Regions from separate parts of the Homo sapiens genome. Here regions 2 and 3 are each linked to region 1. Evidence: read pairs that join two places in POLR2A ChIA-PET (ENCODE). Cell type or tissue: K562. All regions are shown on one strand. Each heading gives the region's core, and the rest is flanking DNA. Links, peaks and the distances in the headings are about the cores only.

Region 1 (7,597 bases), core at 1,810-5,809:
AGGGGTTACTTTGGGGCTGCCTGAGTAGGGGCATAAGAAAATTTCCTTAGGTGATGGAAACGTTTTTTATCTTTTTTTTTTTTTTTGAGATGGAGTCTTCCTCTGTCGCCCAGGATGGAGTGCAGTGGCGCGATCTCGGCTCACTGCAAGCTCTGCCTCCTGGGTTCACGCCATTCTCCTGCCTCAGCCTCCCAAGTGGCTGGGACTACAGGCGCCCGCCACCACGCCTGGCTAATTTTTTTTGAATTTTTAGTAGAGATGGGGTTTCACCGTGTTAGCCAGGATGGTCTCGATCTCCGGATCTCGTGATCCATCTGCCTCAGCCTCCCAAAGTGCTGGGATTACAGGTGTGAGCCACTACGCCCGGCCACATTTTTTATCTTAATAGGGATGTAGGCTACAAGGATATATGCATTTGTAAACTGATTATACACTTAAGATTTGCATTTCACTTACAGAATTATACCTCAACTTTTTTAGAAAAAGAAAAGTGGCTGGTTATAGAGTTGCTTAAACACTCTGTGTTATTGGAACCCCTGAAAAGAATTCCAGTTCTGCCATGCATCTATGCACACTTGTTCAGCCAAAAGACATGTTCCATAACCCAGAAGTGTTACAAAGCCCTAGCCAGGCGGGTCGCTGGGCCTGTTTGCTTCCTCATCTATAACATGCTGAAGTTTACTGTCTGCTCCACCTTGGTGCCTACCATTGCTATCAAAATGAGGGCGCTTATATGGCAGTACTGTGGAAAGTTAAAACACCAGGCAATACTGGAAAAATAGGAGAGAATAGGATAAAGACTTCCTCCCCTTCTATGATTCTCCAGGGCCACCTCTATCTTCAAACTTCTCTGGGGGACTTAAGGTTGGACCCTTAACTAAGGCCTTTCCAACACCTGTTTAGCCCCCTAAGAGAGCATTTTCTATTGAATCACTACTACTATACAACCCTCCAGCCTATCTCCAAACACTTTTTTCAAAGGCCTGCCCACTGAGAAAACTAAGCCAAATGTCACAACTTTAAATTATTACCACTAACAGGGAGTGGGGAAAACAAAGAAGATACAGAAAACAGCATTTGGATCACCAGCTGGGGAACTCATGAAGAAATGGCAAAAGTTTGGGCACTTCCAAAGCATGTTGTACACATGCTTTCCATCCATCTCCTGCCTCCAAACAGGGACTTCACCAGGCAACAAGCATGATGGCCTTTTACAAACAGCAGCAATTAAAGGGAAATTACTCCTGCCTCCAGGGACACAGGCTGCTCTGTCAGCTTTCACTGTTATACACAGGCTCCTGCAGGCAGGCCTATACTAGCCAGGCACCTACCTGCCACCCTTGGGATAGGGCATGGCAGCAGGATGGGGGTCCCTGAGGGTAACTAACCAAAGTCCCAGGGAGCCCTGAAACCAGCAGACCAAACCCAGTTGCCAATTTGTCAGGGTTGACAAAGTGATACCAAGAGCCAACCATTCAGTCTTTCACTCTCTGGTCTTCCTTAGGACCTCAGTGTTACCAGCAAAAACCAGCCCGTTGGCTTACCTCTCATTGGACCGTATCATGTAGTCAGTAAATTCATGGTCTCCCTTGATCACCTCCAGGGGGACCACCAAGTTGACGTCGGAATCCGTGTTCCGCAGCTGATTGAGTTTAATATTCACTGCGAAGAGGTAATCCCGAACATCATCTATGCCCACCTTCAGGCCCTTGCACACCACATACCTGGCAGAAGATACTCTGTCACTCCACCGAGCAAGGGCTTCCTCCCCATACATTCCTTTTCCCCCAACCCCTTGTGGAATCACAAAGCTTAATGGCTTCCCTGTTCAACCTTAGGCCTACGCACAAAGAACAACACAGACCCTTTGTGGTGCTAAAGTTCCCCTCAAATCCTTCTCTGTTGAGCTCTATTTCTACTCTCTATCGCAGTAGTTCCTAACTTCCCTGTGACAGACGGGCTGTGTCACAATCACCTGGGGAGTCTGTTAAATTATAGACCTAATGAATCAAACTCTCCCAGGAGAAGGCCCAGAAATATGTGTTTGTAACAAAGCCACCGGGCAATTCTGATTGGTTGCATTTTCTCTCACCTTGTGTGTGGGCAGTGTCACACTGGGACCCCAGTAGTGCCTCTGGATAGCGGCTCCTTGCCCCTTCCCAGCCCAAGACCCCTGAAGTGTCCCTACTATTGGTCACTTTCTCCTTGGCCAAGCTGAGAATCCCTCACATAAGCATGGAGCATAAGGCTTGGAAGAAGGAGGCAGAGGCTGAACTGGCATATCACAAGACCAAAAGATCCAGGAATCCTGAATCCTGTTGGCTCTCATCACTTCTTTAAAGTCAAGGTTTTAAACGTAGCTTAAGAGGTCATGCCAGAGAGATGCACCATGATTTGCTGTTCTGACATTTAGCCAATTAATCTGGCTAATATAGAGAGAAAGGCTTCACCTCTCTGAGTTGGCAGGACGGCTGGTAATAGGCTTGAAGAGACAAACTCGTTCAAAGCAGCAGTACAGCAGGTAGACAAGCCCCACACTAAACGGTGTGAACAGGTCAAAGGTTTTACAGATGAAGTGGCCTCCTAGATTAGAGAGAAAACACCAAAAGCAGCCAATGGGTCTATTCCAAGAGATGGGTGAAGTAGTCTTGGGAGTAAATATGACAAAGTCAAGGAAACCAGCACCTGGGTCTGTTAAAACTCAGAGACAATTTAAGGGGGAGAACCATCTTTGGAGGGGACTTTGAGGATTCCACAGCCCTTTCTTCCCTAAATTACTCATTTAGCTACCTGTCCTCTAATATAAGCAGATTTTTTTAACTTCCCCACCAACCCCTTGTACATGTTCTTGTCCAATAGGGCCTCTAAGTGGGTCCTGGGGTGAGGAGACAGCTGAGGAAGTGTCACCTGTCCGGACAATGGACAGCGCCATGAGGAACTGACACAGAAGCAGCTGCTTGCTGAGGATCTCCTGCAGGTTCTCCTGCCCCTCCACCGAGAAACCCTGAAATGAGAGCACAAGGAATGGGGTGGGAAAGAGAAAAGAGAAGGACTAAGAATAACATCACTACCTCATCTTCATCGAGAGTTCTTGAAGTGTTTTCACTGATCACCATCTGATTGATGAAGAAGCAGCTCAGTGTTGAGTTATTTTAGAAGGTCACTGGGCTTGTTAGATGGAGTAAGCACAGGACCCAGGCCTACTACTGGACCAGCTCCACTTTCCTGCTCTGTCATTCTCAGGGGATGGAACCAAGCCTGCTTTTCCAAGGAGATGGTTTAGAATGTGTTTTAACTCATGGGAATCCAGAGAAGAGTAAGGCAGAACAGAGGCAAAATATTGGCTAGTCAGAGGTCAACCACAACATAGGAAACAGAATGCTCTGGTGAGTCCTAACAAGACCAGGGAGTGAGTACAGTGAGAACACTCTGCTTCGGCTTCCCACTCTGGTGAAGGAGAAAAGTTAACTTTCCTAGTCACAGTAATCTCTCTCTGTTGACTCAGGTTTTACTTACAATACCCCCTTTCCTGTCCTAAGACCACGGTGCCTCTTGTATCCAGCTGGCAGACTCTCTGGCCAGGGTATTTACTGAAAGAATGTGTGATGCTATTTCTAGAGTGGTCTCCCTCCTTGTGAGATCCCAGCAGGAGACAGAGTCAGGCTTACATAAAAGTAAAGGAGGCCAGGGGACATCAGGTGGCACAGTGTTGTTAAATGGGTACAGTTTCTGTTTTGCAAAATGAAAACTTCTGAAAATCTGTTGCACAACAGTGTGAATAGACTTAACACTACTGTTAACACTTAAAAATGATTAAGATGATCAAATTTGTGTTTTTTACAATAAAATAAAGAAAAAAGGACGCTGCCCTCTATTAAACACGCCCCAGGTGTCCCTGACTCAGTTCTACAGAAGTGATAGCTAAAGGACTCAGGATAAGAAATGTTTAGGAGTGTCTTCCAGACTTAAAGATGCTTCTCAAAATGCATGCCTGATTATGGGGTCAATTAAAAAAAAAAAAAGCCCAGGTCACCCCTTTACACTGCTGAAGTGCTGAAGCAGAAAGCCCTTGAGCTTCCAACTCTATAGCTGCCGCACAGCAACAGCTGCCTCATTAGCGCTATCAGACTCCCACATCTGCTCAGCCAGAGCAGCCCCTCCCTCACAGCCAGCCCCAAGCCTGTCATCTGTTGTTCCCTGCTGTGCACAGTGCTTTGGTGAGCCTAGGCATCTTTGGATATCATGCTGACATCCTGCCCACCTTCCTTCACTAGCCACACAGCTACTGCTTAAGAGGCCACCCAAAGAGTCCCAGAGGCTTTTCTCAACTCTAGCTATATGATCCTGGAGCAGCTGCCAAATTGTCTGTCCTTCCTCTAGAGTAAGTGGTGGCTCACTCCAGAAAGGAATGCCTGCATTGTCAGATTACTGGGTGAGAGCTTCTGCTGAACAAAGCTGCAATGGGCTTCCCTCTGTGCCTCAAGCAGCTGCCCATAGACAAGGCCTCTTGAACATTCACTTTAACCCAGCCCTGACAAGAGCCTCCTGTGGATTCCTCTGTGCTGCCGTCTTTGGTTAGGTGGCCATCTGTCAGCCTATGAGAGGCTTACAGGTGACCATGTATAGACAGCCTCCACCAGGAGCAACACCAAGATCACCCTGCTCCAGGCAAAGGTATCCACAACATCAGTCTCTACACAATTATCATTTAAAAAATGTATAAAAAGAATAAAAATGCATTCTCTACAATCTGAACTGTGAAATACCATCTTTGGGAGCAGCTAAAGAACCAGATAAAACAAACAATTCTCAAACCTCTAAAATAACAAATCCTTAATGCATCAGTCTATGGAAAAAAGGTAACCTACCCCATCAGCCATCAGAAAATGGACACCCTTGCGATCTGTGTTATCCAGGACAAAATTCCGAAAAGCAGAGATGTTCTCTGGGCGGGTGATATCTCCATCTCCATCAATCCCACCCTCACCTGTCAGAATACAAGAGTCATAGTGAGTTCATCTGCCCTATACATGTCAGGAGCTGGGACACGAGTGCTCTGGGTCAGTGAAGACGGGCATCAGGTGTCTCAAGAACTAGGGCCCATCCTGCAAGGCTCCCTTACAGTGATGGACCAGGAGGAACAACAGTACTCTGCTATAATGAAACACAGTCCCAAAGGAGTTGACCAGTCAAAAGTCATCAACTCGTGGAACTTTCTCTTTAAGACCCAAGTTGTGTTTAAGGCACCTACATTTAGGCATCAATTTTGTAATAAGGACTGTTCAGAAAGGACTTAGGATTTGCTGTCAAATTACAATCAACATAGAACAGAGGGACTGCTGTGGGTTGCTGAGCTGTCTGCAACCCAGTGCATTCTGCACCTGGCACAGAGGGCGAGAGATGGGCATTGGGTTTATATTTGTTAAAAACCCTGCCAGTTCTCAGCCAGAGATCAGGCAGTTTCATTATCTCCTGCCACCACAAAAGCAGAGTGTTCCTGAAAGGAGGAATTAATAGGGCCTTGATGAGAATCTGCTGAGGGAGTGTTTGACCTGTATTCTGCAGGCCCAGGGTAAAAAGGGATAGTCCAGAGGGAACCAAGATTCTGACATGAACTGTGAAGCCCAGGGTAAGAGACCTAGGAAAGAAAATATGGCATGTGGATAACAACTGCTTCTGACCTGAAGTCCCCATAGAGGGGCTGTCCCTCATACCTCCTAGTACCCTCCTCAATGTCCCTACCATAGTAGGGTTCGAAGAGTTCACTGGAAGCAGAGTAGAAGTCCTCCAGCTTGAAGTCATTAGGGCCCTTCAAAGTCATTCCAAAGCCCTTTGCATGCCACTTCTTCCTCCACAGCACATACTCTGAGAAGCCACCTGGGCCTGCGCAGACATCAGCAAAGTACAGAAGCTCAGCTTCCCGGTCCTTCACCAGTGGCTTCTGCAAAGGCAAGTGGAGGACAGGAGAGGAAGGAAAACAAGACAGCTCAATGGGCAACAGGAAGGAGAATGCAGGGAGAGTAAAATAAGCCTTTCGGCAAGTACAATCCAGAGCTCCCACCAGAGCTACAGCACCCAGGAAATGTATCTTCTGGTGATTAACACCCTTTAGTGTTGCCTCACCCACCCTCAAAATACCCACAATGCCTATCACATCACCAGGCCTAGCTCAGACTCCTCATAAAAACATCTTCATGGAGCCAGGCGCGGTGGCTCAAGCCTGTAATCCCAGCACTTTGGGAGGCCAGAGAGGCAGATAGCCTGAGGTCAGGGGTTTGAGACCAGCCTGGCCAACGTGGTAAAACCCTGTCTCTACTAAAAATACAAAAAATTAGCCAGGTGTGGTGGCGCACACCTGTAAACCCAGCTACTCGGGAGGCTGAGGCATGAGAATTGCTTGAACCCGGGAGGCAGAGGTTGCAGTGAGCTGAGATCGCGCCACTGCACTTGAGCCTGGGCGACAGACCGAGACCCTGTCTCAACAAAAACAACAAAAAACATTTATGGGTATCTGACTACATTTTTTATCTCTCAGAGTGTTTTCCTCACCATATCCTGCCTTTCAAGAGTCCTACTGAACAGAATATGCCCCACATATACAGATAGGGAAAAAGAGGCACCAAGATACAAAGTCACAAAGTAATCTGTTCACAGCCAGTCTGCAACAAAGCTAAATCAGGGTCCAGTTGGCCTAGCCACTAGACTCAGGTCTTCCTGTCCAACCAAAGGCTGGGGGGCTCTAACACCCTCTCCCAGCCACAGGAACCTTCCTTTTCCCATCATAGCCTCTGTCTTCCTTTCTCCCCTTCCTCCTTGGCTCTCCCAACCACCTTTTAAAAAATCCCAAATAACTTTTTATTTTGGAATAATTTTTGATTTACAGAAAAGTTGCCAAGATAGTACCCCTCACCCAGTTTCCAATTTTGTTAACACCTTACACCATGGTATGTTTGGCAAAACTAAGAAACCAACATTTGTACCTTACTATTAACTAAACTCTAGACTTCATTTAGATTTTCACTAATGTTCTTTTTCTGTTTGGGATCCAATCCAAGACACCACACTGCATTTGGTCTCTCTCCTTTTTGCACTCCCTTTTTTCTTCTCCTGCCCAGCGCTGGGTGTGGGGTTGGGGCAGGGCACAGTCAGAAGCTGACAAGACAGAGAGGGAAGGAAATACTGTTGTGCAGCAACAGCAGCTTCCAGGCAACGCTCGGAGCACCCAGCCAACTCAGGACTGACTAATCATCATTTGAATTTTGGCATAATTACATTTGTGGCCCCTTGAGTAGCTTTCGCTCTCTCTCCCCAGGTTTTTTTGTTTTTTTTTTTTTTGGCAACGAGGTCTCACTCAGCCCATGCTGGAGTACAGTGGTACAATAATAGCTTACTGAAACCTTGAACTCCTGAGCTCAGGCAATCCTCTTTCTTCAACCTCCTGAGTAGCTGGGACCCCTGACACACACCACCACGCTCAACAAATTTTTTTTTTTTTTTAGAGACAGGATCTTGGTGTATTGCCCAGGCTGGCCTCAAACTCCTGGACTGAAGCAATCCTCCCACTTCAGCCTCCCACAGTGTTGGAATTACAAGTGTA
Region 2 (7,597 bases), core at 2,443-6,442, 320 kb before region 1:
CAGAGTCTTGCTCTGTCACCCAGGCTGCAGTGCAGTGGGACAATCTGAGCTCACTGCAACCTCCACCTCCCAGGTTCAAGCAATTCTTGTGCCTCAGCGTCCCAAGTAGCTGGGATTACAGGTGCGTGCCACTGCGCCCAGCTAATTTTTTTTTTCTTTTTTTGTAGAGATGGGGGTTTCACCATGTTGGCCAGGCTGGTCTTCAACTCCTAAGCTCAAGTGATCTGCCTGCCTCATCCTCCCAAAGTGTTGGGATTACAGGTGTGAGCCATCACGCCCAGCCCCAATTAATTATTAAATATTTCCCACTTAGTGTTAATCATGTCTTTCTACTCCTATCTCCACTCACCCAGCTCTTCTCAGAGACAATCACCTTATCAGTTTCTTCAGTCTGCTTGTGAAGATATTATGTACAGATCCATAAATACACGTATATTCTGTTTTATACAAACACACACTGTCCTGAATTCTTTTTTTTTTTAGACAGGGTCTCACTCTGTTACCCAGGCTGTAGTGCAATGGCGCGATCTTGGCTCACTGCAACCTCCGCCTCCTGGGTTTAAGTGATTCTCCTACCTCAGCCTCCCGAGTAGCTTGGATTACAGGCTTGCGCCACCACCCTCGGCTATTTTTTTATTTTTAGTAGAGATGGGGGTCTCACCATGTTGGCCAGGGTGGTCTCAAACTCCTGACCTCAAGTGGTCCGCCCGCCTTGGCCTCCCAAAGTGCTAGGATTACAGACATGCGCCACCGTGCCCAGCCTGTCCTGAATTCTTGACAGTGTGTCGTGGTGGTGGCTCCATGTCAGCACACATCAAGCTTTCCTCGCTTGTTCCCTTGAATGGATTATAACACGTACATGCAGCACCTACTAAGTGCCAGGCACTGTGCGTTTGCTGAGCAGTGAGGTTGTAACAACAACCCAGCCAAAGTTACTGCCTTCCTGGGGTTTACAGTCAGGGAGACAAAGATAAGAACACAGACAGGTGCCTTTGTCTCCTGGTAAGTTTTATAACGGGAGAACTAGAAAGGCAGAGGAGTGTTGGGAAAGGATCCCGAGGGAAGTGACAGTACAGCGAGGCTGGGCGCCAGATGGGGCCCGAGTGGGCAGGCAGGAGAATTTCAAGTTGAGGGAACTTGCACAAGGCGCAGACATAAGACGCTATGATTCAATACGGGGAAGTGTAGGGGGGCTGATGGCCCTCCTGTCAGCCTTGGAAGGAGTGAAGGACTTTAGACTTGATCCGTGCAGTGGAGAGCATCCAGTGGGCTCAAGTGTGAGTGACGTGATCGGGCTCGTGTTTTGGAAAGATCCCGGTGGCTGCTGTGTGGGAGGAAGATGGATGGGATGAGGGGCCGCAGATGCAGCAGGGAGGCCAGCTGGGCACTCCAGCCATAGGCCTTGCCACTCACCTCGCCGGCTTGGCAGCCCACCCAGCCGTTCCCATGTGGGCTTGGGGTAATCATAGCCTTTTCTGGCCACATTGCCTCACCTCCAAAATGAAGCAGGGAGACGGATTCACTCAGCCCACAGCTCACTCATGACCTCAGCCTCCTGCTGGGTAGACCCAGGAGTCATCCTGGGTCCCCCGTCCCTGCCTGCCCACCTCTCCAGACACCTTTTCCTACCTGGATGCTTTTATGCAGGCTCTGCGCTCCCCTGCCACCAACGCTGTAGCCCCTCATCTCTTCCCAGTACTTCAGTGCTGGCCCCTGTTCATCACTCAGCCAGCTCCTCTCCTCCTCCCTCTTCCGGTCTTGCAGGTCAGCTCCTGTTCAGGAAGCCACTCCCTCTCTCCTGGTGGTTATTCAGCCACTTCTTAGGGTCCCTGTTCCATCCAGGTTTCTCTGGCTCCCCAGCTTATGTCTGGGTCCAAGGACGCCCAACTTGGTACCTCTTATGAACAGGAACTGGTGTCTCTCCTATTAGGAATTGTTTTTCCAAGACTGGGGGCTCTCTCTTCCTAAAGTCTCCAGTCTCTATGGGACTGAGATGGCCTTTCCCAAAGCTTCCAGGAGAACATCTCATCTGGTGCTGGTTTCTGTCCTCCACTTTGCTTTGTGCCTGGAAGGCTGACCTCTACGACTGCATCACTGGACTCTCTTGCCCTCTGGCTTTTAATTGGATGCAGGCAATGGGAGGCACTGCTGTAGATCTGAAGGCAGGAGGAGATAAAGCCCAGGGCGTCTATCCACCCCCTCCCTCGCTGCCAGGCGGCAGTTTGGGCAGCGGCTACATTTCTCTACCAAGGCTGTAGGCTGCAGCTCCTGTTGCGGGGGCTGCCAGCTCCCATGGCCACAGCTCCCGCCCTTTCCCTCTCCTCCTGGGATGGTAGCCACCCTGGGTGCTTTATCATAGTTTCCTTAAAGCTGCCCCCCACCTCTGTAAATAGCCTCTTCATTTATGCCCCTTCAATGAAACCTTGGCGTGTTTCCTGTGTTCCCTGCCAGGACTGACTGATACACTCCTCAACCCCCCACCGCCTCCCTCTCCCTCCACCCTCTTGCGGGGCGAGAGAGTTTGTAGATCTCCCTTGGTCACTGGTGATTCTTCCCTTTGAGCTTGCACAAGTTGCTTATGCTCTCAGTTTTCTCTTGGGAAAAGTGGGAATAATTGTCCGACTTCATTCCCGGGATGTTTGCAAGGATTCAACGCGTGCTCGCGAGTCGCGTGCGTGGCACAGTGCCTGGCCTACGGCAGAGCCTCGGTAACCATCGGCTCCTTCCCCTTGCGGAGGGGCTTCCTCCCCACACCTGCCTGGAGCTGACCTGGGGAGAGCGCGCGCTCTGAGACGGGAACTTCGGGACAGAGGGAGTGCTCCTGAGGACAAATCCTGTTTAAAACCACACCTGTGACTGCATTAACCGAGAGAGTGCCTCTCCACGCTTCATTTGCCTTTTAAATGAAGAGTGGGATGGGCTGTGAGTGGGGGCTCTGCTCATTACAGGAGGACAGAAGAGGCTGCGCGCCCTCCGCAGGCCCACGCTGTCCGCCATTAGCACAGCCCGGCCCGGCGCTGCTCGCACATTAGCCTTCAGGAATAAAAAGAATGATTTCGTAAGTCAAGAATAATTATTTCGACCAGCTTTCCTCCTCAGCTCGCTACTGCGCCGCCTGGGCTGCGTGTGCTGGCTGACAAATTAATTTCTATTATTTATATTGGGCTAGAGAGGAAGCACAGCCCGGGGAAGCGGGGAGCAGGGGGCCTGGGGGAGAAATGAGAGATGGAGATGGAGAGACAGGGGCAGGGAGGTGGAGACAGAGCAGCACAGGGAGGGGCGGAGAGGATGGGAAATGCAGAGACAGAAGAAGGGACGGTGTCTGGAGGAGGATGAAGGAGCCGAGGGGCAGGCTGGGTGAGCTCCGGACTTGGAAGGGCTGGGCCTGGGCCCTGGGGGTGTGGGCTTCGGCTCTGTTTCCGCTCCTCTGGGACGGGCACACAAGCCGGCTGGAGTCAGCTTCTCCATGAAGATCTGCCAGGGAGCCGGCCTCCCCATCCTCCGCATTTGAGACATGCTCTGGCATATCATTGAGCACTCAGGGAGAATGCTCTTCAGGGCCCATCAAAATGCACAGAAATGTCTCTCTCCCGGCCTCCCAGCCTCCTGCCATCCCCAGGCCTCCTCCCGGGAAGCCTAAGAAGGTCTTATTGAACTCACCCCACCCAATTCAAAACCAGGGGCGGCTTGGAGAAAACGTGCCCCTACCCACGAGTTGCCGGGTGGACACAGGAAGCAGAGCTGCTAGCAGGGTGTGCTGCTGGGGACTGGAAGCTCACACCCCTGTCCCTGAGCAAAGACTCAGGACGTGTGCCTTCAAAGGGATAGTGGGCAGGGTCGGCCTCCCCAGCCCCACTTCCTGCCAGGATGCACAGCCGGAGTTAACTGAGCTACCCGAATCTTAGACCTGCATCTTTTAAAATGATATATATGAGACATTTATTTATTGACTTTCTCTTTTGTTAAGAAAAATCTTAAGGGTACAGCGGGATGAGTTTTTACATAGTATACACACACTCACATAACACTAACCACTTAGATCAAGATAAAGCACTTCCAGCACCCCCAGAAGTCCCCTCATACCACAATCACCATGAGCTCAAGCTCATCCCCTCATCACCTTAAGGTAACGATTATTCTTTTTTTTTTTTTTTTTTTTTTTTTTTGCCAGAGTCTTGCTCTGTCGCTCAGGCTGGAGTGCGTGGCGCAATCTCGGCTCACTGCAACCTCCGCCTCCTGGGTTCAAGCGATTCTCCTGCCTCAGCCTTCCAAGTAGCTAGCTGGGATTACAGGCACCCGCCACCATGCCTGGTTAAGTTTTGTATTTTTTGTAGAGATGGAGTTTCGCCATTTTGGCCAGGCTGGTCTCGAACTCCCAACCTTAAGCAATCCACCTGTCTAGGCCTCTCAAAGTGCTGGGATTGGCCAGGTGCCAATAATCCCAGCACTTTGGGAGGCTGAGGTGGGCAGATCACGAGGTCAGGAGATCGAGACCATCCTGGCCGACATAGTGAAACCCTGTCTGTACTAAAAATACAAAAATTAGCTGGGTGTTATGGCGCGTGCCTGTAATCCCAGCTACTCGGGAGGCTGAGGCACGAGAATCACTTGAATCCAGGAGGTGGAGCTTGCAGTGAGCTGGGGTCGCGCCGCTGCACTCCAGCCTGGCGACAGAGCAAGACTCTGTCTCACAAAAAAAAAAAAAAAAAAAAAAAAAATGCTGGGATTACAGGACTGAGCCACTGCACCCGGCCAAGGTAATTATTATTCTGACCCCTACCACCACAAATTAGTTTTGTTGGTGAACTTCATATAAATAGAATCATGTAGTATATATCTTTTTATGTTGGCTTCATTTGCTCAACTTATGTCTGTCTATTGTCCATGTTGCTGTTTGTATCGGTAACTCATTATTTTTCACTGCTATAGAGTACTCCATCATATGAACGTTCCACAAGTCATTCAACCCTTCTCCTGCTGATAAGTAGCTGGATTTTTTTTCAGTTTTTGGCTATTATGAATAAAGCTTCATGCACATTCTAATACCTGTAACATTCTGCACATTAAGAACAGTGTGACCTTGGGCAAGGTGCCTAACTTCTCTGAGCCACAATTTTCTCATCTCTAAAATGGGAGGGAGGGAAGGTATTAGCTATCACATTAGGAAATCATGAGGGTTAAATGGGATAACACATGCAAAGTGTCCAACACAGTGCCAGCAGGTGCTTAATAAATGTCATTTCTTCTATCCCCATAATCTGTGGGAAGCTGGGAAAGAAGGTTGCTATATAGAATTTCCAGCCTGGGACCTGAGGTCAGAAAGACATCTCAAAAGCAACCACCACCGAATCAGCTGGGCATTGTGGCAGGTGCCTGTAATCCCAGCTACTCGGGAGGCTGAGGCAAGAGAATCACTTGAGCCCGGGAGGTGGGGGTTGCAGTGAGCCGAGATCGCACCACTGCACTCCAGCCTGGGCAACAGAGTGAGACGCCGTCTCAAAAAAACAAAAAGCAATCACCACCACCACAAAGTAATATTAAGAGTACCCATGACCATTTCTCGAGCACTCCCATGGCTGGTACTGTGCTGCAGAATTATATTGTTGTTTCTCCAATCTGTGAATCATCTGCATCTGTGGCAATAGGCAGCATCTGTGGCTGCTCCCTGAGACTTGATTCTCTGTGGCCTTTCAGGCTTCCTCGAGCATCAGATCAGATTCCCATCTTAAAGATGTGGGGGAGGCCGGGCGTGGTGGCTCACATCTGTAATCCCAACACTGTGGGAGGCTGAGGTGAGCAGATCACGAGGTCAAGAGATCGAGACCGTCCTGGCCAACGTGGTGAAATCCCGTCTTTACTAAAAATACAAAAATTAGCCGGGCGTGGTGGTGTGCACCTGTAGTTCCAGCTACTCGGGAGGCTGAAGCAGGAGAATCACCTGAATCTGGGAGGCAGAGCTTGCAGTGAGCTGAGATCGTGCCGCTGCACTCCAGCCTGGCAACAGAGCAAGACTCTGTCTCAAAAACAAACAAACAAAACAAGATGGGGAAACTGAATCCCAGAATACTTTAAAAGATTTGCTGCAAATCACTCCATCCATTTTGATCAGTTATTTACTGAAAGTAAAACACGTCTCTTTCACTCCTGGGACTTCTCACACCCAGCAGAGGGTCTAGCTCAGGGGGGTGCTCCTGTTTGTAGAATAGGTGGAAACTGCAGCCCTCTGTGCCCGATCCTTCCTTTTGGGCAGCCCCAAAAGGGCTGCTGCCCACCACCCCACTCTGCACCTGATTTCTCACTGAGAGAGGCCTCTTTGGCCTTAAACTGCTGTGACAAACAATGGAGAGCTTTACAGCCTGTCCTGAAAGTGAAAGAGGTCTGGTTCAATGTACTAAAGAACCCCAGCATCCTGGGATGATGGGAAACTCCCAGGGGTCATCCCATTTGGCCTCTGGCCTGGGGGTCAGTCCCAACTGGATCAGTGGCCTGCCTGCCTTCCAAAGCCCTTGGAGAAAGGGCTGCCTTTCCCCATGTTAGGGATGGAGGTAGAGGAGACCTGAGGTTAGGAGGTTACAGCCGACTGCAGTTCAGCTTGTCCCGCTGCCTGGGTGGCCTCGGGCAAATCACTCAGCCTCTCTGGACCTTGCTTTCCTTGTCTAGGATAGGTCCTTTCTAGCTAAGGGGAGTACTTTGGAAGAGAGGCAGGAGCCGCTTCACTCCACTTCAGAGATTTGGCGGGGGGTGTAGTGGGGAAGCAGTTCAGGCTGCAGTAGTTCCACTCAGGGCCTTGGGCTGCTCTCCTCCCTTCCTGCAGCCATTTGGAGGAGGGGCCACTAACTGTGAGGTGGAGGGCTGCTAATGAGCCCCCTATGGACCTCAGAGACAGCGCTGATGGCACTAAAGGACTTCCCTGAGTTTCCTTAAAAGCCCTGATGGCAGAGAAGCCTCCATTAGCAGGAAGATTAATTATCAGACAGATCTTGGCCACTCCCAAGGTGCCCCTAGCTGCCCTTGCTGCGCCCTCAAGTCAGAGAGGATGGAGTTTGGATGTTCCCACCCATGACCTGCCCTATCTGATCCCAGGTGAGAGAGCAGGGACAGGAGATGGGGGTCTGTGGGTCTGGGCCTGGAGGAAATAGCAGGGAGACAGAAGGACGGGGGATGGGGGCAGGGGGAGGGGCCTGTAGGGAGTGATTGCAGAGAGACCCCCAGGAGAATGTAAAGTAAATGCAAAATATGCAAACCATTAGTGATTAGTTGTGGGTCAATTACTCAGGTCCTCTGAGTCATAAGTTGGCAGCTGTGCACTCCAAGCCTCTGATTGGGCCCAGGGGAGGGCCAGCTGGCATGACCTTGGGGGGCCTGGCCCAGGACCTCCAGCCCCTCAGGTCACCAGCCCTTCTGGGCAGCCTCCCAGGCCACCACCCCTGGGCAATAAGGGATCCAGGCAGCTGGAGGATCAGAGAAACCTCTGTTCATGCTACAAACCGCCCCACCTGCTCCAGAGCACAGGCAGCCCTCAGCCTCAAGGCGGCCATGCCAAGCTCACCCACTGAGGGTACTGGGGCCAAGTCTCTTCTCTCCCCTCCCCTTTCAT
Region 3 (7,597 bases), core at 2,443-6,442, 230 kb before region 1:
GTCCCCAGACCCTTGGTGTCAGGCTGGAGAGCCCCCGCCTTAGGGTCAAGATCCTCATGATGTCCCATCCGACATTACAGGATGGGAATCTGCTTCATGGGTGGGCGGGGGCTCTAGGTCAGGGGAGGAGGTCGGTTAGAGAGGATTTTGTTAGCAGGAAAGCATCCTTGAGGGGGTGGGCAGGGGAGAGCTGAGAGCTACTTGGCTAGGCCTGGCTGTGAGCTGCTGGGACCAAGGTGGCAAAGCCTCATTTAGAGCCTGGTATATTAGCTCTGCTTTGCTGGAACATGGAGGGACAGGCTGGGGGGGAAGGGGGGTGGAATCTGTAGGGAGAATGGAGGGAGCTAATCACAGCCGCCAAGGCCCGGCAAATGAATGATGCAGGAAATCAATACCTGGGGGCGGGAGTGGAAATCCGGGCAGTGGTAGCAGCCCCAGCTTCTCCCAGCTGCCCAGGAGGCATGGGGGAGGGCCTGGGAGGAGTGAGACAGAGGCAGGAATGTGGAAGACACCCCCACCCCAAACACCACTGCCCCCACGTCCCTGCCACTCCCCCCTGCCCCCCTCCCCACTTTCATCTCATGGCTGGGCTCATGAAAGGTGGGCTAGGAGATGACCCACCCGGTGAAGACAGAGGACCTAGGAGATGAAGTCTTGGGCCTCTCAGTCCTGGAAGAGCCCTGCCTCACCTCCCACCTCCGGACATCTGAGCCTGACACGGTCCCAGGTATCGGGTGTGTGTGTAACTGCCTACGGGCCCTGCCCTGTGCGGCAGCTGCTGCCGTTCCAGATGTGGCCAGCAGGGGGAGGGCTTGGCCGCCACATTGCATCTTGCCTTTCCTGGGCTCCTGTGGGCCTCACCCTATCTGAGGGATGAGTTATGCTCATTCCTCAACCTGGGGCTGAAAAGGGTTCCTTAGGGCCTTCTGGAACTCCAAGCCTCCCTCCAGCTCCCACGTACCCACCCCGGTGTCCCTAGGCACCTGCCCGTAGCCAAAGCCGCACTTGCTGTAATCTCAGATGAATCAGGTTTTCCCTAGGCGCCAGCTGGATGCTGGGGCTCAGCTTAGCCTAGTGGGCTCTTGCTCTGGTAAGGCTGTGGCAAGGGGAATGGGGGTGCTTGTGCCCTTGCAGAAACGCCTCTGTATAAACCTGGCGCATGGCCCCTCTTCTGCATCTTCTCCCTGTGGTCAGAAGACCCTGCTTTGCAAGCATACATCTGCTGCTAGAAGGTACTATGTACCAAGGGGCTTCTCTGGTATTTAAATGCTGATACAGGAGGCAAGAGCAAGGCTTAGCTCAAAGGAATGAATATTTTTGTTTTTCAACAATGAAATCTCATTTTTCCTCAAGTCTATGAATAACACTATGAGTAACTACTATGAGTAACATGTGCTCTTTGCAAAACAATCAAGGAATACATAAAAGTATAAAGAAAGAAAGTAAACCTCACTTGATAACCCACCATTCGTTTGGTCATGGTTTTTTCAGGGATCCTTTTGTGTGAGGGGGAATGAACCTTTTAGGGAGGATTGTTGGTCAGAACAACAATCCCTTATAAGTGTGTAAGTGCCACATGACTTACCAGGCATTTTCATGCCTCTGCAGCCTTTGCTTCCATGACGTTCTGAGAGGTCAGCACAAGGGGTACTATTGTCTCCATTGAACAGATGAGAAAACTGAGGTTCCAAGAGTTTTAGTGACCTGATCAACATTGCACAGCTGGTAAGAAGTAGCCCTAAGACTCAGTCCCACCGGATCTTCTGATTTGCAGGGAAGGAAAGCAGTGTGGTGTTCCTTTCACTCATCATTCATTAAATGTTCACTGAGCCTCTACCTTGAGTAAGACTCAGTTCTGGACATTGGCAGGGCTACTGAGATGAATAAGATGGAAGGAGAAGGGGAATCACATGTAAGGTAGGGGGAGATTTTGATAAATGTCATGTAGCAAGGGCGGATAAAAGGTTGTGAGAATTTGAAGGTTGAAGTAATTGCTTCCAAGGCCTTGTGGAAAAGAGAGCATTTGAACTGGCCTTGACAAATAGAAGTAAGGATTGAGAGGGGCATTCCAGGTGGAGGGCACATTGTGGCAAAGGCCTGGAAGCTAAGGAACCCGAGTGTGTGAGGAGTTCGTGAGCTGTTCAGTTGGGCTGGAGCATAAGCTGAAAGGGAACTGGGGCCGTTAGGGCTGGAACAGTAAAGGATTTTTTTTTTTTTTTTTGAGGTGGAGTCTCGGTTACCCAGGCTGGAGTGCAGTGGCACAATCTTGGCTCACCGCAACCTTTGCCTCCTAGGTTCAAGCAATTCTCCTGCCTCAGCCTCCCGAGTAACTAGGACTACAGGCACACTCCACCACACCCAGCTAATTTTTATATTTTTAGTAGAGACGGGGTTTCACCATGTTAGCCAGGATGGTCTCAATCTCCTGACCTTGTGATCTGCCTGCCTCAGCCTCCCAAAGTGCTGGGATTACAGGCGTGAGCCACTGTGCCTGGCCAGGAATAATATTAAACATTGCTAACATTGACTGTCCAGCCTGTGATCATAAGTATGCATTATCTTCAGTCTCATCACAACTCCTTGAGAAAGTCATTTATCAGTCCCTTGTCCAAGTGGCAGACCTGGACTTGAACCCAGAACTGCTCATTGCAAAGCTGTAAGGAGGATGTCAAACAGGGAGCTGGGTTGATGCAAGCCATATTATGGGCCAGGTAGCCATGCCGCTGTGTGTGGGAGGAGGCCGTGCTGGAGAGACTGTCAGGAGGCTTTGCAGTTGTCCAGGGGAGTCCTAGGGAGCTTTGTGGGCATCTGCAGGAGGTGTGTTCCAGGCAGAGGAATAGCCGCTGCAAAGGCCCTGGCCTGTTGGAGCAACAGTGAGGAGTCCAATGTGGCTGGAGCAGAATGAGCCAGGGGGAGTGCAGTAGAAGGTGGGGCCAGAGAGTTAGTAGGTCCAATCATTTGGAGCCTTGAAGGCTATGAAAGGATTCTGGATTTTGTTCTGCATGAGATAGGGGACCATGGCAGGGTTTTGAGCAGAGAAGGGACATGAACTGACACCTTTTTAATAGAACCTCTCTGGCTGTCATGTAGAGAATAGATGGTAGGGGTTTGAGGGTGGAGGAAGGAAACCAGTTAGAGGCTGTTGCAAAAGGCAAGACACAAGATTGTACCATCATTAAGCACTAAAAGTGTATCGGAAAGAGTTCAGGCAAGGAATAGGAGCTGCAAACGGCTCTGAGGTTTGGAGCTGGGAGACTTGGCACACAGTGATAACAGGTTGAACAAAAGCCACTGGAAGTCAGACAGGTTTGGGGAAGTGAAGTAGTTAAGAGCCTCGACCTCTGCATAAGAAACCTGGGTCTGAATCCCAGCTCTGCCCCACACCAGCTGTAAAAGCCCAGGAAGTTACATCTGCTTTCTAAGCCGTGGCTTCTCCGCTTGTCAGATGGAGATCATCGTACTCACTGCGTGGGCTTGTGATGAGACGGTGCTTAGGAAGCTCTGAGCACAGTGCCTGGCACGTAGCAAGGCCTCAGTAAATAGTTTTAGTGACAATGTGAGTGAAGTTTTGAACTTCATGGGATTCTGGCACTGGCATGTCTGGGGGGGATATCGACAAATCGGGTGGACAATGAGCACTGAGCTCAGGAGAGAGATCAACTCAGGAGAGGTAGATTTGCACATCTGGATTTATGTCTGCAGAAGGATGTGGGTTGAAACCATGAGGTGGAATAAAATTGCCAGGGATTAGAAAGTAGAGAGAAGGGATTGGGCTGAGGCCAGAGCCCTGGGGAGCACCAATGTTTAGGGGGCGGGAGGAGGCCTGAGAGGGGACATGACCCGAGGGTCTGTGACAGAGTCTGTGAGAGGAGGAGGAGGAATGAGAAAGGGCCACCGGGGGACTGGGGAGCTCGGGGCAGCTGCAGCACAGAGTGGGGCTCCTCAAACTTTCCCGTGCACAAGTCTCCCCTGGGATCTTGTGGAAATGCGGATTCTTGATTCAGCGGGGCTGGGGCTGGGCTGAGATTCTGCGTGAATCTGGTGGTGCCGATGCTGCTAGACCAGGGATTGCGCTGTGCAAAATGAGGGCTTCAAGTAAGAAGTCTGGACTCGGGTTGGAGGGCCAGGTGGGCAGCCTGTTGCCTCTGAGGGTCCTTGCCCAATGGCCTCGCCTCTCTGAGCCTCAGTTTCCCCATGTGAAGCCTGGTTTAGGCACGCTTACCTTTTGGGATTACAGAGAAGCCCAGGAGTGATAGCACTTTGTAAACTCGAAGGTGAACTATGGGGACTCCGTTTCACGAGAGCAGAGAGGGTGGCAGGCAGATGGCAGGGAGCTCCGGGTGTGGGTGGCATGTGGCAACAGGAGGTATAGGCTGTGCTTTTGAGAAATGTGGCAGGCCAGGGAGGCTGGAATAGCAGCTCCCCTTCCCCAAGCCCAGCCTTTTGCCTGTGAAAGGCTGGAGCTGCAGGGGTGGGTGACCTTGGTGGCTGGGTGGTGGCTTGAGCAGACTCGAGGGCACTGCTTGGCTGGCTTTGAAGATTCCACCCCAGGCTCTTCTTGGTTCCTTTCCAGGCCCAGAAACTCAGCCGAGATACATTAATTATCTGGAGGATTGGAAGCTGTGTAGAAAAGTGGTTCTCAGCCCTGGCGCATGTCAGAACCACCTGGAGAGCTTTTTCAACAACAGATGCCCAGCCCCACCCCGGGCCTCCTGAATCAGAAACCCTGCAGGTGGCATCAAGGCATCTGTGGTTGTAAGAGCTGTTTAGATGATTCTTGGGCACAGCTGGTGTAGACAGTGTGTCTGAAAAAGCCAGACCAAAACAGATGTCTTCTTCCCTTGGACTTTCTGAGGGCATTTCCTGGTTTTCCAGGTTACTGCCCAAGCTTAGTTTCAACAAAGTTCATCTGAACCCTGGAGTCTTGGGAAAAAAACAAAATCCACTGATTATTTTCTAAACTGTGAGCAAGGAGGCTTTCTACTTCAATGGTGCTAACTGGAGGGTCCAGGCCAAGAGCCCAGGAGACTGGCCCCTTTTCTGGCTTCTAACCAAGGGACCTCCCTTGGTTCTCTAGGTTTGGCTTCCCAAACCTAGAGAGATTGAAGGAGTCTCCTTCAGAAACACAGTTTTCTTTGATTTTTAATAGGTAAATTATGGTACCTTTTTGAAATGTGGCCCTTTTGTTTATTCTCTTTCCTGTTTGGTTAAGAATAAAGTGAGGCCAGGTGCTGTGGCTCACACTTGTAATCCCAGCACATTGGGAGGCTGAGATGGGAGGATCACTTGAGCCCAGGAGTTCCAGACCAGCCTGGGCAACATAGTGAGACTCTGTCTCTATTACAAAAAAACCAAAGAAAGTGAAAATTTCAGAGCTGGAGAACAAAGTAGCAATTCAATGTAAAACCAGCAAAATTGATTTCATTTGAGACAGGGTCTCACTGTCTTGCAGGCTGGAGAACAGTGGTGTGATCATAGCTCACTGCAGCCTCGATCTCCTGGGCTCAGGCAATCCTCCCACCTCAGCCTCGTGAGTAGCTGGGACTACAGGCATACACCACCATGCCCGGCTAACTTTTTTTTTTTTTTTTTTAATTTTTAGTAGAGATGGAGGTCTCACTATGTTGCCCAGGCTGGTCTCAAACTCTGGGCTCAAGTGATCCTTCCACCTTGGCCTCTCAAAGTGCTGGGATTACAGTTGTGAGCCACCATGCCTGATCAAAACCAGCAAATATTTAATGAGTACCCACTACGTGTCTGGAAGGGTGGTGGGTCTTGGCTGCAGAGGTGAAATGACATCTGTCCCCAAGGAGCTCACAGCTGAGCTGGTGAACACACAGCCTTTTCTAATGCCCTCATTTTCCAGATGGAGGAGCTGAGGTTCACATTGAGTGACTTGCCCAGGGCCCTACAGTTAGGCGGTGGTGGAGTCAGGGTTCGAACTCAAGACTGCCCAATGCAAAGTCCAGTGCCTGTCTACTTCCCCAAATGTGAGGTTTCTGAAGGCATTCCCTGGCAGATTTTTGTTCCCCAGCCTGTGCTGTGGCAGATGGGTTGGCCCAAGGGAGCAGCATAAGGACCCCCCAGGCCTGTTTGCTAGAAAGAAAGACCTGACCAGAAAGGCTTAAACAAATGATGACTTTCTCAAGTCTCAAGGTAGGTTCTCAAGGCTCCTTTCATCTTCGTGCTCTGCTCTTCTCATGGTGGTGGTTCTCAAACTTGGCTGCATGTTAGAATAACCTGGAAGGTTTAAAAAGTCCTGATGCTGGCTAGGCTCAGTGACTCACACCTGTAATCCCAACACTTTGGGAGGCCAAGGCGGGTGGATCTCCTGAGGTCAGGAGTTTGAGACCAGCCTGGGCAACATGGTGAAACCCCGTCTCTACTAAAAATAAAAAAATTAGCCAGGTGTGGTGGCGGACACCTGTAATCCCAGCTACTCGGGAGGCTGAGGCAGGAGAATCGCTTGAATCAGGGAGGCCGAGGTTGTAGTGAGCCGAGATCACGCCACTGCACTCCAGCCTGAGCAACGAGAGTGAAACTCCATCTCAAAAAAAAAAAGCCCAGGTTGCACAACATACCCATTAAATCAGAATGTCTAGGGGGTGGAAACCAGTCATCTGCATTAAAAAAAAAAGTCCCTACGTGATTCCAGTGTGCAGCAAAGGTTGGGAACCCTGCCTTTTGACATTTTGCCTCAAGGTCACCAAAAGGCTGATGGGGCTCAGCCATCATGAGACATTCCAGGAAGGAAGACAGCAGGAACCTTTAAAAGGCAGGCCTGTCGGCTGAGTCTGCTGTCTTTAAGGAGCTTTCCCAGAAACACCCTGCAGTGACTTCTGCTTACATCTTACTGGCCATTCTTAGCTTCAAGGCAGGCTGAGAAATAGGGTTTTTTAGATGGGCACATTCCCATCTGAGAAAATATCTGTATTCTGTTAGAAAGAAAGGGAGAGTGGGTATTGGGTGGGTGATGAGCAGTCTTTGCCACAAATACCCGTTTTAGGGGCAGTTGGTGTTTCTTGAATGAAAGGGGATTTAGATGAATGTGAATGACTGCTCTCCTCCTCACTCACCCCACTCTGCCAGCCTATCCTCACCTCGCCCCACTCTGCCAGCCTAGCTCAGGTGGGGTGGGGGTGGGGGTCCTGGCTGCTCTGAAGATGCCCAGAAGAGACCTGAGGAAAGACAGCGACCTAGAGGAGGGGGATGACTTGCTTGGGTCACCCAGACATTCAAGTGACAGTCCCACCAGCTTCCCGTCTGCCAGCGCCCCCCGACACTGTCGGTTCACATGTCCCTGGGATTGTTGATGTCTACCGGTTGGTACCTCTCTCTGCTAGCAGGTGTCTCCTTTCAGCCCCGAAGGCAGAAGAGCTCTGTGGTTCCAGAAAAAGCAGCCTCCTGATTTCTGGGAACAGAGACGGATGGGCTGTGTGAGAGGCTCTGGTCCGGAGGTGATCTAACTCATCTTTCTGCCTCTCAGCAGGCCCACACCCACATGAGACCAAGCAGCCCCACTGCTGTTTGCTCAGTGCCTCTGGTCCTTCATTTTGGGAAGTTCTTCCTATTGACCTTGTTTCAACTTTCTGTAACA

Evidence for each region. Peaks named below come from ENCODE experiments on the same cell type or tissue, not always from the same donor. Only the 100,000 strongest peaks of a DNase experiment are listed, where the experiment ranks them.
Region 2: POLR2A ChIA-PET joins it to region 1 with 5 read pairs; 2 of 35 experiments call an interaction of 5 or more read pairs at or near these places.
Region 3: POLR2A ChIA-PET joins it to region 1 with 5 read pairs; 2 of 35 experiments call an interaction of 5 or more read pairs at or near these places.

What each region holds. Positions count from the first base shown.
Region 1 is chr6:37,456,956-37,464,552 of GRCh38, reverse strand. It overlaps CMTR1 (cap methyltransferase 1), which reads right to left. Exons shown (of 24, transcript NM_015050.3): 9 at 5,743-5,941; 10 at 4,869-4,987; 11 at 2,908-3,004; 12 at 2,451-2,583; 13 at 1,545-1,724. Among named protein-coding and RNA genes, the nearest start is that of CMTR1, 28 kb to the right of the region's middle. RefSeq lists an enhancer at 4,070-4,724. In K562, for the core only: no CTCF peak of the experiment used is centred there; a DNase peak (open chromatin) is centred at 4,162.
Region 2 is chr6:37,779,357-37,786,953 of GRCh38, reverse strand. No RefSeq gene overlaps it. Among named protein-coding and RNA genes, the nearest start is that of ZFAND3-DT, 36 kb to the left of the region's middle. In K562, for the core only: no CTCF peak of the experiment used is centred there; no DNase peak of the experiment used is centred there; H3K27me3 peaks cover 3,857 bases.
Region 3 is chr6:37,685,397-37,692,993 of GRCh38, reverse strand. The region is part of intron 1 of MDGA1 (MAM domain containing glycosylphosphatidylinositol anchor 1); the gene reads left to right. Among named protein-coding and RNA genes, the nearest start is that of MDGA1, 8.7 kb to the left of the region's middle. In K562, for the core only: no CTCF peak of the experiment used is centred there; no DNase peak of the experiment used is centred there; H3K27me3 peaks cover 3,331 bases.